Regions from separate parts of the Homo sapiens genome. Here region 1 is linked to region 2. A link is a loop called in an ENCODE intact Hi-C map of the cell type or tissue named here. Cell type or tissue: heart left ventricle. All regions are shown on one strand. Each heading gives the region's core, and the rest is flanking DNA. Links, peaks and the distances in the headings are about the cores only.

Region 1 (7,347 bases), core at 2,022-6,021, 60 kb after region 2:
GTTGACTCATAAGTCCTGTGCTTGAATTTAGTATGCAAGGTGATTAGGTCTTCACAATGTTGTTTATTAAAAAAAAAAGTATTGGATCTTTTTTTAATGTTTCCATATCCTGCCAAGGTCAAAGAGGACAATATCTGTTTTGTCACATTATGTTTTCATGTAATGGTGGTTGGTTTAATGAAATTGTTGTAGAAGAGCTGGCCGCCAGGGTATATCAGACTTGTGTGTGTCACTTTTGGAGCATCTTTCACAAACAATTAGCTCCTTATAAGATGTATGATCGTCCTCACATTCATCACGTATGTCCCATGCCTCTCAAATAAAAAAACATTTATAACCATTATCATCAACCAAAATTAACCTGGGCCCAACTGAAGAGAAGGAAGTCAAGTTTTCAGTTTTTGGTTGGCAAGTTAACTCTTTCAAGTCTGATACATACCATTTCATGCTCCTTACTGGATGGACTTTGGCATATTTGTACTTCCAGAGAGTTTTTTTCTGATATTAAGGAAAGTTTAAAAGCTTTCTCTTGGCTGGGTGATGTTTGATTGCAAGGAACTAAAACTTACTCCAATTTGATCAATAAAAGAGAGGTTTGTTACAGGATACAGACATAATAAATTTCAAGAAACAAGAAGCCCAGAGAGGGAAAGAACCAAGAATCTTCAGGCAACTTAGTAGCCTCATGTAATCTCAGTAGTTGTTCATGGACCTTCTATCTGATTCTTAGTAAAAAATCATCTGACCATCTGATCAGCTTAGTAAAAAAATCATCTGATCAGCTTTCTTCTAGTGAATGAATGGTACCCCCAGGTCATGTGTTCACCCCGATCTAATAAACGGTAACCCCAGTAAGGTGAGATCTAAAGCTACCCCTTTATGGGAATGAGTGGGGTAGGTAGAGTTTGGGTCAGAGTAGTGTGTTAATGAGGACAAGTTTTGAGGGTGAATCTCATAAACATTATTCATTATTCATTATTCTTATCCACAGTCCCAAACAATTTCAGCCCTATCACTTAGTAACTCATTAGCATGACTGTGGAGATTGGCTGAAAGAATATGAGTGAATTGAGGCAAATTTAACTCTGCTATGGAAGAAGAAAAAGCTGTGATAATTCATAGCCCTTGAGGTACTGATAGGAATCATTAGTACCATGTTTATCTGCAAGGATAATGACTTAATACCAAATCTCCATCCCAGTTTCTTTTGTTTCCTACAAATTGGAGAAATGAATTGGTCAAAGTCAAGGAAGGAATTGGTCAAGCTAAGAGATCTTGCAAGATGTTTGGTCTACATTAAAGACCCATAATAGACTGATTTTTAATTACAAGGTTGTCAGTTCACAGGGTACATGGTTGAAAAAATGAACCTCAGATGATGATAATGGTGGTAAACAGCTTTCATTTTTAGTATCATATTTTTAACATGGGATTTGTTAAAACAGCAGGACAAGACTCTACTCCCCACTAGCTAGTGAGGTGTTTATTGATCAAATTACTTAATCTCTTGGAGCCTGTTTCTTCATCATTAAAATGGGAGTGATAAGTGTACTGATCTTACAGGATTGTTGAAAGAAGTCAGTGAGAAAACAAATGTAAATTGCCTAGCATGGTACCTGACACATGTGAGCTACTACTATCAAGCATTTATATAGACCTTTTATGAATGTCAGTGGTTGTTTTATGACTTATCTTCCTTGAATCTCAGAACAATCCGATGAACTTAGAGCAGTCAGTGAAACAGTTAAGTCAATGTTATAGTTTGTATCGCCAAAATTAGATAATTGAGTCCTAATGATTACGAAGTCAACGAATATCAACCAAATTTAACAGCAAAATAAATACATTATTGAATATGTAAGAACTATAGTATGCTTACCACCTGTGTACTCCATATGAAATTTACTAGAGGAGTTGCTCCAGAAAACTTATAACAAGATCCAAAGTGAAAAACAAACTAGCATACAAGAAATAGTGGCTGATAAGTATGACTCAGAAAATGGAAAAGAAGGTAGAAAAGGAAGAGGATCCATTTGAGAAACTTAGAAATTTCTCTTTTAAGGGTTTAACTTCTATACTTCTCTTAATTACATTAGTTTATTTCACAGTAAATAATATTTTCTGAATCACAACCCACAATATTGTTGGTTTTTAATGTTACAATTTACATACAAAGCACTAAAACTGAATTACACTTACAGAACAGAATATAAGCCTTGAAAATGTGACAATAACAATATACCTAACAAAAATTAGGGGTGACATATAGGAATAAAGAAGAGAGATAGAAGATTGAGCATATTAGTGGTCTTGTCTTTCTTTGCAGGGAATCACTAGTTACTACCTAATTTGATATATCCAGAAATTGAGGCATAAACATACCATGTAAATTTTAATTGCTGCTAAAGTAGTTGCCCCAGGATTGGGACAAGAAATGGAAGAATTTTACTTTCCCTTTCTATTTTTCTACACTTTATGAATTCTAGTTTGCATGTGTATGCATTACTATTTTAATTTTTAAAAATAAACTGAAAAAAGAGCATTCAAACTCATGGTTCAAATGGAGATAATTCTATTCAGGCACCTAAATTGAAATTATGGGAAAAAAAGAGTGGAAGCTGATCAGATGTAGGAAGGTGTGACTATGAGCTTGCAAGTAAACCTGGGTTTTCCTTAATTAAATTTGGTTTCCTTCTCTTTCTCCTTGTTTCATTGAGCTGAAATATGGAATTAGAAGGCACATATTCCAGACCAGTTCTGCAACACAAACTACCAACAACTTTCAAGACTTAAATGTACAGCAACCATAAAATGTATAGTTATGTCTAAGCATAAGAAATAAGCAGTCTAGAGGGTAAGAAATTTAAGAAAAACTGCAGGTATATACAGGCAGCTGCTAAAGGCTGGAGTGGGAATATATTTAGCAGTGGATATTTGCTGCCATTGAATGCTTAAATCAGTGCAGGTGGGGCATTCAAAAGGCTTCTGAGGGGTCAAGTTGCTCCAGATATTTTGCAAGGTTATATTGTCCATGAATGAATGATTTTGCTTTATGTCCCTGCACAGGGGAGTCAGAGGACAGTGTTCCTTTCTTAGTCCCCAAGGATTCTCATCTGTTGTGAATAGCAAAAGCCCAAGGTAGGAGGATGGATCAGAGATCTGAAATCCAGAGCCTTGCTGGAATGCGTTGTCCTTAAAAGCAAGCATCTCAGTATGATAAATACGATCTCCTCAAGCCCGTTAGGGAATGGAAATTTAAGAACCGGTTAGGTCAAAGATCAGGAAATTTATGACGATTATCTGCGGTTACAGTGTAGAGTGTTTGAGGATGGTTTAAGCCAAAGAGTCCAGTGCCTGTAAATCTTGAGAGTGATATTAATACCTCCGTGAACATGTGTGTACAACGTTTCTGAAAAGATTGATTGCAAAGGCCAGTTCCCAGGAAAGACAAGCAGGTAATTGGCATTTAATTAATGAGAATAAGTTATATTAAATTAAAGACTTATAATCCTTGATTATTTATCTTCCTGTAGCCAGTGTGACAATCTACTCTTAGATTATTAACTCACCACTGTATTTTTAAGAGGCCAAACTAAGCCGTCTGTTCAGACTGTATAAATAGGAATATGTTTGCATCTCAACCATGGGAACAATATCCTTTGGGAACTCATGAGAGGCTTCTTTCTAATATAAATGATTTTTGAAAAATTGAATCCATGCAGAGCATCCAAGGTATTCTTAGGTCTACTCCATATCCCCAGAATCCAGAAGAGTTGACATGAACCATTGTGTAGTAGGAAGGTTATGAACTTGAGGGTCAGCCTGACCTGACCTAGGATTGAGTCCTAACTCTGGCTTATATTAACTAAGTAGGCTTGGGTATGTTATTAAAATTATCTGGGGTTCAGTTATCTTATCTTCAAAAATGGGAAAATAGTACTGACCTGGAATATACTATTTTAAAAACTAAATGATACTGTAAATCCCCATGGTCCATTAGCTATCACATAGTACTCAATAAAAGCCCATTTTTCTCTTCACATTCTCCTTCTCCTTTTGTAGCACAGGATGATAGTGGTTAGAAAATGATTCAGAAACAAAGTTGGAGGCTTCATGCTACTTGAACAATTATGATAAATACACATTAATCAAGATACTATGGTACTGGTGAAGGGATAAACACATACTGCAGTGGAGTAGAATAGAAATTCCAGAAATAAAGCCACACAAGTATGACGAATTGGTTTTTGAAAAAGGTGCAAAGACAATTCAAAGAAGAAAGTCCAGTCTTTTAAAGAAATGGTGTTGAACAATTTAACTTCACATGCAGAAAAAAGTAAGTTGTCTCAAAAGGGATTATCTAAATGTAAAGCATAAATCTAGAAAACAGGAGAAAATATTCATAACTTGGAATGAGGTAGAGTTCTTACATATGACACCAATAATACAATACCTGATAGAAAAAAATTTGTAAGTTGAACTTCATTGAAATTTAAAACTTGCTCTGTGAAGTATGCTATTTAAAAAATAAAAATACAAATTACAGAGTGGGAGAAAATATTTTCACATCACATATCAAACAAAGATCTTGTAGCTAGAATATATAAAGAAGTCTTAAAATTCAACCAAATTAAAAATGGGTAAAAAGTTGAATAAACACATAACCAAAGAGGATCTGTGGATGGCAAATAAGCATAAGAAAAGATTTCCGACCTTATTAGCTACTAAGAAAATGCAAATTAAAACCACAATGAGATAACATTACATCCCTATTAAAATGGCCATTTAAAAAAAAGCCTGATAATATCAAGTGCTGACAAGGATGCAGAGCAACTGGAATCCCCATGCATTACTTATAGAAATGAAAAATGGTAGAGCCTCCTGGAACACAGCTTAGCAGTTTCTCATGAATTTAAAGATACATTTACAGATGATCTAGCAATCTCACTTCTGAATATTTACCCTAGAGAGATGATGACTCATGTTCACTCAAAAACCTGCATACAAATGCTTATAGTATCTCTACTTATAATCACCAAAAACTGAAACAATCCAAATATCCTTCAGCAGGTAAAGGGATAAACAAACAGTTGCACATCCATAAAGTGGAATACTACTTGGTAATAAAAAGGAACAAACTATTGGTACACACAACAGCCTGGATGAATCGCAAAGACATTATGCTGAGTGAAAGAAGACAGTCTCAAAAGATATATTCCACTTGTATGATATTCTGAAGAAAACAAAACTATACTGATCAGTGGTTGCCAGGGGTTAGGATGGGGGCAAAGCATGACTACAAAAGAGCAGCACAGGGGAGTTTTTGGGGCTGACAAAATTGTTTTGTATCCCGATTGTGGTAGTGGCTACACAAATCTATACTGTGTTAAAACTCAGAACTGCACACCAAAAACAAGTCAGATTAACTGTACATTAACTTTAAAAACAGGATAAAATTAAACATATTTTGAAAAATGATCCCAGCAAGAAGCCATTCTAACTTATGATAAACAAGGCATAACACCCCAGAACTCTGGGAGTCCTTAAATATAATTTGTTTATTATTTATTGGGCAAATGTTTATTGAGCACTACCTATGTGTTCACATTGTTTTAGGCACAGAGGATGAAGTTCTAAACATAACAAAAACTCCTGGGAGGTTATATTATAATAAATAGTAACTATATACTATGTCAGATGGTATACATACTCAGGTAAGCAGGATAGGAAATTGCAGGAGGTTGTGCCAAACCATCCCTGGACAGAGCTGATTTGGTTTGAGATAAAGGGAAGGGAATTTTCTATGGAAAATCTCTTACCCAAGGCCAAGATGGAACTCTGGTCTGAAAATCCTTTGAGTTGGAGGCATGCTTTAGGCCTGGATGATAAAGCCAAAGTCATCTAAAGACCACAGAGACTGTCCAGGATGTAGTGAGAGCAGAGATAGGGTTGTCTATTAGAGACTGTATCCAGGATGTAGTGAGAGCAGAGATAGGGTTGTCTATTAGGAAGGACACAGAGGGTGGGACACTGGCTGTGGGCTTCCAGTGATGTCCTGAGTACCCAGCAGGTGTGGTGGAGAGGCAAGACTCTGACCCACATGACTCATAGTTAATTTGAGAAAGAGAAACAACTGTCGATGAGAGGTGATCTCCAGATTGGGCACAAATTGAAGGTTCCCAAATACAAGGAGTGAATGTTCAGGGAAGTAGTGGCTGGGAAGAACCCTAGGATGGAAAGAGGCCAGCAAGAGGAACAGAGGGAAGACTTGAACCAAGCTGACAAAATGCCAGGACCCAAGCATAGAAGGCAAGATACCGGATAAAGTGTTTGGAAAGAAGCTAGTGGACACACTTTGCCTTAAACCCTGAGCACATTTTAAAATAGGCACTTCTTCCTCAGATATTGCTGCTTCCTTCCTCCTGGTTCAGTGACTGCTCCTTGAGTCTATCTTGGAGGTGAGCAAACCTTAAGTGGGGAGCATGAACACTCTCTCCCATCTGTCTATCCATTACTATCTCATGCTCCTGAGCTCCAGCTCAGGGAAATCCAAGGGAACCCGTCCCCTTTAAGAACCAGTGGCTTGCAGGGACTGGCTTTCTGCCAGGGTAGAAAAGTAGAGCAGGAGACATTTAAAGCCCTGTTTGAAAACTGTCATTTTTCCAACGACCTCAGATGGGGTGATTAATCAAGAAGCAATTCCGGAGAGAAGCCATCTTCTTTACCTGCTTAAATCTCCCAGGTTAAGTTGTATTTTAAGCCCTGGCTTATTTTCAGACAAGTTTGTTGCTGTTGCCTAACCCTATGTTAAAGTAATTATTGTCTGCGAAGGTCACACAGAGTTCAGTGGAACTGAAAAACTCACAGCCTTTAGTATTAATGGGGTAAGCAGCCTGTTCAGGGCCTTTTCCTTAAAGAGACAGACCGGTGAGAACAGTCAATAAGGACAAAAAAGCATTTGACATTTCAAGAGAGAGAAGGCTTATTCTTTTTGTGGCTTCTGGCAAAGACCCCAAAATCAAACAAAGAAACCATTAGAGGGGAGTCAATCGCTATCTTCTACATGCCAGTGTTCAAAAATGTTGTTGAATTTGTTATTTGAACTCAAGTGGGAAGTTAGAAATTCAAAGTGGAAGGAAGAGAAATAGTATAGTTTGAACACCTACCATACACCAGGTGCTTTACATAATTACCTTAATTCTCACAACTACTTCTTTGAAGTAGTTATATGTACTACTATTATATGTACCATTGCAGATGAGGAAACTGAGGCTTAGAGAGGTAATTTGCTCTGGATTACACACTTAGTAACTGGCAGAGCCAGGATTAGCATCCAGGTTGGTGTGA
Region 2 (7,347 bases), core at 814-4,813:
CTGAGCCTTATCAACATAAAGGTTGTGAAATAACTAGTTTGTGGATTAAATACGATCTTACATGTAACGATTCCTGGAATTTAATGGGCACCAAGTAAATACCAGCTCATGGATCTTTCTTTACTTGTTGGTATTATTAGAGTTTGAAACTTTGCAAACTTGGGACACATACCAACAATTTGAAAATACAAAGGGGGTAATTTTAAGCTTCTTGCGATATCAGCTTTCAGCAATTTAAAAAGAAGGAACTGTTTTTTTTTTTTTTTTGGAAAATTAGGAAGTCAAAATGCCAGACTCATCTATAAATGCGAAGCTCTTTTTGAGCTTTTATAGTACGGGCTTATGACATCAGTAAGGATCCAGCCCCTTCATTATTGGAACCTGTCACAGACCAGGGCAGGAAACCTCTCCCTTATTGTGTCTCCACTTTTTCTTGTTCTCAGAGTTCCTTTAGAACATGTCCAGGGAACATTGCTGGATGTGCATTCTCAAAGCATGTTGCTGTACTCCATAAATGCTGATAAGCTTTTTCCCCAGACCAACAGAAGTCATATAAGTGAAAGGACAGAGAAGAAAATTTATCAAAGAAAGAGTGAGAAGAAGATTGACCCCCACCAGGAATGGAATTTTCTCTCTATAGCTTACTCCTCTTGATGAAGTATTAATTTTTAACAGGAATACGGATCACTTTTTTCCAGGTGTGAATTAGTTCCTATTGTGAAGTATTTGTCATTCCAAACCATTTTTGTTCTTATTGCTAGCTGTATGATTGCATGAATAATTAGTGCCCATGGAGTGCTTTAAGAGCCTAACCTTCCTGGAAAGACAGTGCTAGTGTAAAGGGTCTTATATATGAAACCATTATGGCACTGTTTAAGGCACTGGAAAGGTCCAGAATATTCTGTACCCATGAGAAAAAACTGGGCTAAAAAACAGAAAGTGAGTGCTAGGCTACTTCTTTTTAGTCCTCTTTCTATTTGATTCTTAGGGTTACAGAATATCAGGATTGTAATATTGCTTAAAGTTTATCTAACCATCAAGTACATGGATTCCTCTACAACAGTCCTGTACTACACACACACAGACACACACACACACGCACACACACAGGATTGGGGAGAAACACAGAGAAAGAGAGAAAGAAAATGAGAATGAATGAATTTATCAACTCTGCTTTACCGCCCAAGTGATGTATGGAATGTGACCCCAACATCTGTTACCCCATATATGGTCAAGATTGATTTTTGTTGGTTGGGTACCAGTCCCTCTTCTGCTCATTGCCATGTGTTTATTCCCCTCAACTGAACCATTCATCAGTTAAGGATATGTGTCCTACTCAAACCCCTTTTCTTTGAACCCACATCCATCTAATGTCTTTGTTCACATGTCAGACAGCTCCTCAAATAGTCAAAGGGAACTTGGCATTTTCCTTAATCGTCTCTTCTCCAGTTGAATTTTCCCAGATTCTTCATTCATTCCTTATTTTTGAGAATGACCAGCAAAACTAAAGGAATGGCTGTAGGTTCCTTCCATTATTTATATAATGCAGCTTTTCCATAGAGAAGCAATATTTATAAAGGACAAATAAAGACATGTCTGCAGAGACAGTGAAATTCTTAGAAAGTATGCTGTACTTGAAAGGCAAGACACAGAGGTTTTGAATGCAAGCTGTGATGAAACATTACCCAGGGCAGCGTCCTGTCTGTGTTAGAGTGGAGAAACAGAGTCATGGAGCCTCTTGGTCAAAGCGTCACTATGTCAATCTTGCAGAGCAGAACGGCTGTCAGGTTAACGAGTGCTGCATGTGCCCAGAGGCAGTTCTGAGCATGGTAGGACTACCCAGGTGAGGGCTCTTTACCTTTGTGAGTGGGGAGCTCCCATACCTCATCATGTTAAGCCAAGCTGATCTGGAAAGGGACACATTCCAGGGGAGAATCGGGATGCTTAATTGATTTACACCGTTGATGAAGCGCACAGGCATGAATTCTGGTTGCCTACCATCCCATATGGGGAGGAAAGCGTAAGTTGTAGAAGCCACCTTTTGGCATTAAAAAACAAAGGGCGCTGGAGTAACATAAGGATATATACTTAGCTTTTTCTTTTTAATGTATGAATGGAAAACACCTTTTATGCTTCAAATGTATATTTTAATAATAAAAATAGAACTATTGCCAAAATTCACTCCAGAAGGCAGCCTTTTTTCTTAAAGCACAAAGAGAAAGAGAGGAGAGATCAAGTGTCTTCTCTTTTCCATGATAATTGCTTGTAGTCCCTGCTAACTGGCCTTTTGACAGGGTCACTGGCAGAGCTTGTGGGCCCCCTTGGCGATGTTGGTTGGTGGGACAGAGTATGGGCCAGTGCCTCAGCAGGAATGGGGCAGAAAACAGTAGGCTGGTTCCCAGGCCTGTTTGCTCTGAGCACCAGCCAAGCCAGGGTTGGTTTTTGCTCACCTGTCATTGCAGCAATATGTAGTGACGTTTCAAACTGCTAGCATGGAAACAAGGTAAAAACTTCTTGGGACAACTGGGAAATTTCATTTAGACAGAATGTCAGACCTTAGCCTCCAGTGTAAATACTAGAGGCTTTGCTCTGTCCAGTTATGCAGTAGCATTTGGTGTGGAATTAAATCAGAGGCTAGTGAAAATCCAGGCAGGATCTAAATGTGTTGAGTACATTTAAGTTTCTTCTCTAATTTAGGAAACCTTATGCTTCTCCACCCTTTGGCACTGACAACTACCTGAAAGAGGCCCTAACAGTCTTGAATAGGAATATGATCGCTAGATTCTCTATCACAGAATAAAAAATGAAGAGCTTATAGGCTCTCTGATTTTTTTTAAGTGCTTTGGTCTTCAGAATCTGGCCCAGCACTAGTTGTTTTGATTTGCCCAGCAACCTAACCCATATTCTTGAATAAGCAAGCAGGATTTCAGCTCTAGAAGGGTGAGCTGCATATATTCACACACCATTCTATTCATTTTTCAGATACAGGATTTTTTAAAAAGGAGAGAGAACAGGGTCATTTTCATTCTATTGCAAACGCTTTTTATGTTTCAGGGATCAAATTATCAAATTTCAGGCAACTTTTTTTTTAAACTAGGTCATGACTTTCAAAGGCCATCTTTATTATCCTCAGCAGAAACATTAAACTTGTAAAAAAAAATTTATAATTTTTTTTCCTCTGGTGATTTTTTTTCTTTTATTTCCACCCCCACACATACAAAAAATGCTCGGGGAAAATGTTTGCCTTCACTTCCTGCTATTCAGCACTGTGTATTGTTAAACTGATGTAGTGTTTATACACATCGTGGTTATGGCTGTAGCCCGGCTATTGTTGAAGGATGTTAGACAGCCATTTATCACAGTACGCCAGTAAACCCATTGTAAAAATGTCCTACTAGTTAAATGAGGCTTAGATTTAATGAGGCTGTAAGAGCAGAACGGGATTTTGACATACTGTAAATAAGGTTCCTATAGAAATGTCATCAGGATTAAGGTGCAGATTCCTTTTGTTTTCAAGCAACAATAGTCTCCTTGCCAAGGTAAAAAGAAGCCCCCTCCCTTTTAAATGAATCTTTTGAGGAAGTTGTTGTTTGCTCAGAGGAATGCATGAAACAAGGGTGTGTGGCCAGGAGATGACAAGATCAGAGATGACTTCTTTGGGAAAGAGACGACACTCCCCAGAACTCCTTTGTATATCACAGCCACACCTGGAGCCCTCAAAGCCTCCTTGTTCATACCTGCTGCTGCATGTGAATGCCATTCAAATGTGGTCCCAGTCCCCTCCTCAAGGAGGGCAAAGCCAGCCTCAGAAAGACTTAGTCTGAGATTCCTGGCCAGCCTTTGAAGAGAGTAATCAAGTTAGACATAGCAGGAGGGCATTTGCCCTTTCAAGCCAAGTGGGGAAACAGAGCCAGTCTTCTTTGCTTGATCTTATCAGTGTTCAATGAGATCTACCATTTTGAAATCACAGAACAAACTGTAGAAAATGACCAGAAATTCTTGTGCATTCAATTTTCCCCATGGGAAGGAAAAATCAGTTATTTCCCCAATGTCTAAGGAAATGAATTCAGAGAGAACGTCTCCATACGCAGCCAGAAGTAGGTACGTAGGGCTTGGCGTTAACCACTGGGGTTGCAGTACACTATTTACAAAAACAGGCAGTCTTGAAATTGCCCTATTGGAGAGAAATTTGATTGTCCCAGAAATAAAATAAAGTGGTCTCCGTCTTCATTTTGCTAGGGCTCCTGGAAAGCCTCAATTCAAAGAGATCAGTGTTGAAAAAGACTAAATTGAAGGATAGCTTGAGAGCCAATAGATGATCTAGAGGCAACCCATCCACATCTGCAGTTTCCTTAGTATCTTTCTGAACCTGGAACGCTTTAGAGGTGTGGAGTCTTCTTCGACTGAGTCTTCAATTTGACATAACAGTGTATCCCTTTAGGCTTGAACCCCGAACTCACAAGGTCTTAGGGAATCTGTTGCTTCTATTTTGGTGGTCACCAGAGGCTTAATTTTAGCTGCTGAGAGATTAGTCTTTTATATTTATTTAATGTTCTCAGTGGGGGAAGAAAAGTTCAAGGGTTGTGTTTGCCTTCAATGCTCACTGCACATAACTCATTTTGCATCCTTGCAGCAAATGCCTGCTAACTTCATCAGGAAGTCACATTTGGGCAAGGTGCAGTATGTGCTGGGCATTCTTAGCTAGAAGGGCCCTTTCTGCAATGTCTCCATCTTTAGCTGCCCCCACCAAGGCTCTTTTTTTTTTCCCAGATCCCTCTTTTGCTGTAAGTTTCCACCATCCTTTTTGCAGAGCCACGTAGAATAATGTTGGCAGAGAAACTTAGCGATGCTCTCTTAGCTCTTTTATCCTAATAGTGGTTTCTGTATCCTCACACTGCTAGACAGAATATCTTTCTCAAGACAACCAAAGGCAGCTTTTTCAAGAAAAGGATACAGATCTGGATGCACAACAGTGAATCAGGCATAATCCTGCCACTCCAGAGCTCATGAACCAGTGCAGTCATTCTCAAGCTTTAGCGTGTGCAGTACATACCTTACCCCCAGAGGTGTGACTTAGTAAGTTCGAGTTGGACCCCAAAATCTTCATTTCTCACAAACACTGCAGTGATTTTGATGCGAAAAACCTCAAGAGAAATACTGATGTAGTGAGGCAGAGGGAACACAGAAACATCATGAATTACAAAACTGCAGGAACCGCCTGAAGGAAAGTCAGAGTGCTGTGGGAATGGAGAAGGTATGGGTGCCACAGGATGGGCCTGGGCAGGGCCCACAGACACGATCGTGTTTAAGCCAGATCTTGAAGGATGACTCAACTGTGGACCCTTGGCAGTGCTAGAGGGAAGGCCTTCTGAACAGGAAACAAGATCAAGGTGACTGAGGTGAAAGGGGAAAGGGCACATAGGGGTCAGTGCAGCCAGAGTGCTGGGTGCAGGGAGGATTCTGTTTGGAGCTCAAGAATTTGGAGTTTAGTCTTAGGCAGTGAGAAGCCCTTGAAGATTTTTAAGTAGAGAAGAGAAATAATCTGCTTTCTGCTTTCTTTCCACAGTGACCACAAGTGAAGCTGAGGTGGCTTTGGGCAGCATTAAGTGAACAAAAAGGGCAAAATGAGAAGAGGCAGGAAATGGGAATCGTTTTACGGCTCCCTCCTACTTCCCACATTTCTTTGAGGCCGAATTAATTGGTGTGATTCCATTCTCAATTTAAGAAATCAAGGTTAAATGACTTGCCCACAATTGCATTGAGCTGGAACTAGGGCATAGGTCTGCTGTCTCCAGATCTCCAGCTGACTTCCCACCGCAGCCTGTCAGTCAGTGAAATTAATCTGCAGTCATTCGCAGACACCTGAAAATGTCCCCTCCCACCCCTCAAATTGCATAATAATGAGTCCTACAGCAGAAAACAGTTGTATTCTTTCAAAAGTTTCTCTAATGTTTTTGAAATACACAAGGAAATAGTAAAAGTTAAGTGAACATTTGAAATACAGGCTTCTTTTATCATTAAAATAACGTCTCCCATGGAGTGAGAGTGAGGGTGGTAGTGGTGGGGTTCCTGAGATTCCAAATAGATTGTACTTCTGGCCCTAAAGATTCCTTATTAGCAAAATCTTTGAATCAGCCAGGTTTGAATGATAAATAAGAGGACACTGGGCATTTGGAATCTTCATTATCTATCATAACAAATATTGCCTCTGGCAAAGACCACATCCCTCAGTCTGAGCTCTCACTTCAAACTGCAGGGGGGCCAGGTTAGCAGTGGGAATTGCATTTCTAAGTCTTGACAGCCAAGGTCCTTAGACAAGAGGGGCCTAAGCTTTGTGACATCTAATCCTCGAATGTAACAAAAGCAGCTAAAAGGTGAAGAAGGGAAGCCCAAAAGGAGAAAAAAATAAGGGGGTGAGATACAGCTTCACATTGAGTTTCAAAGCTGGAAGACAGCTTATAGATCATGTAGTCAAAGTCCCCATCCTCATCTTTACAGAGAAAGAAGTCTAGTCCCAGAGAGGGGAACCGATTTGCCCAGACCCCTACAGCTAGTTAGGGGTGACGCTAGCATGAAGAAGCCACGTGGCTCTTGTCACCACACCAAGCTGTTGCTCTCATGTCTCATGATACAATTGTGCTCACAGATTATTTCCCATGGATCCACTGGGATAGTTTATGAATCCTTTAAATGCAAAAATTAAATAATACTGGGAAGCCAGAGAGCCTATGAGATCGGGTTCAGTATTTTTACTGTTTACTGGCTGTGTGGCCCTGAGCCAGATCTCCTCTGAGCTTATTACTTCTTCTGAAAAAGGGGGCTAATAATCTATCTGTACCCGATACAGAGTTTCTCTGAGGTTAAAATGTGTCATTTAATGTGGAAATGCTGTACAAACTGGAAAACTCCACTAAAACATATGCTGTTAAACTCTTAAATATAAAACTTGGGTGCTGAACAGGCCCCTAGGAAGTTCACATATGCAGCTATTATTTTTCTGTGAATTTGTTTATAGGGTGTTTAGAAGCACCTAGGAGTGGCCATATTGCTTATCCTATGAATGCAGGTTTTGGAACCAGAGTCAGCTATTGTCAAAAATCCCAGTTCCCCCATTTGCTCAATTCTGGTTATCAGTGGTTTACTTCACTTCTCCAAGTTGAGATCTTCATCTGTAAAATGAGACCAATAACTGCATCTAATTTATAGGAGAGTTGTGAGAATCAATGAGATAATATATACAAATTACTCTGTGTCACACCTGAAATAAAGGAATAACTTATACACAATGTCTATTTTTACTCATTTTGCTTTAGTTGTTGTCTTTATTATTCTGATATAGACAAGGAG

What was found. A loop is a pair of places that touch in the nucleus more often than their neighbours do. Peaks named below come from ENCODE experiments on the same cell type or tissue, not always from the same donor. Only the 100,000 strongest peaks of a DNase experiment are listed, where the experiment ranks them.
Region 1: a loop joins it to region 2, with 1.8 times the contacts of the local background. A loop is called at or near these places in 1 of 110 quality-filtered maps.

The regions. Positions count from the first base shown.
Region 1 is chr11:30,391,894-30,399,240 of GRCh38, reverse strand. It overlaps a transcript of MPPED2 not described here. Among named protein-coding and RNA genes, the nearest start is that of ARL14EP, 72 kb to the right of the region's middle. In heart left ventricle, for the core only: no CTCF peak of the experiment used is centred there; no DNase peak of the experiment used is centred there.
Region 2 is chr11:30,450,303-30,457,649 of GRCh38, reverse strand. The region is part of intron 4 of MPPED2 (metallophosphoesterase domain containing 2); the gene reads left to right. Among named protein-coding and RNA genes, the nearest start is that of MPPED2-AS1, 130 kb to the left of the region's middle. In heart left ventricle, for the core only: no CTCF peak of the experiment used is centred there; no DNase peak of the experiment used is centred there; H3K27ac peaks cover 310 bases.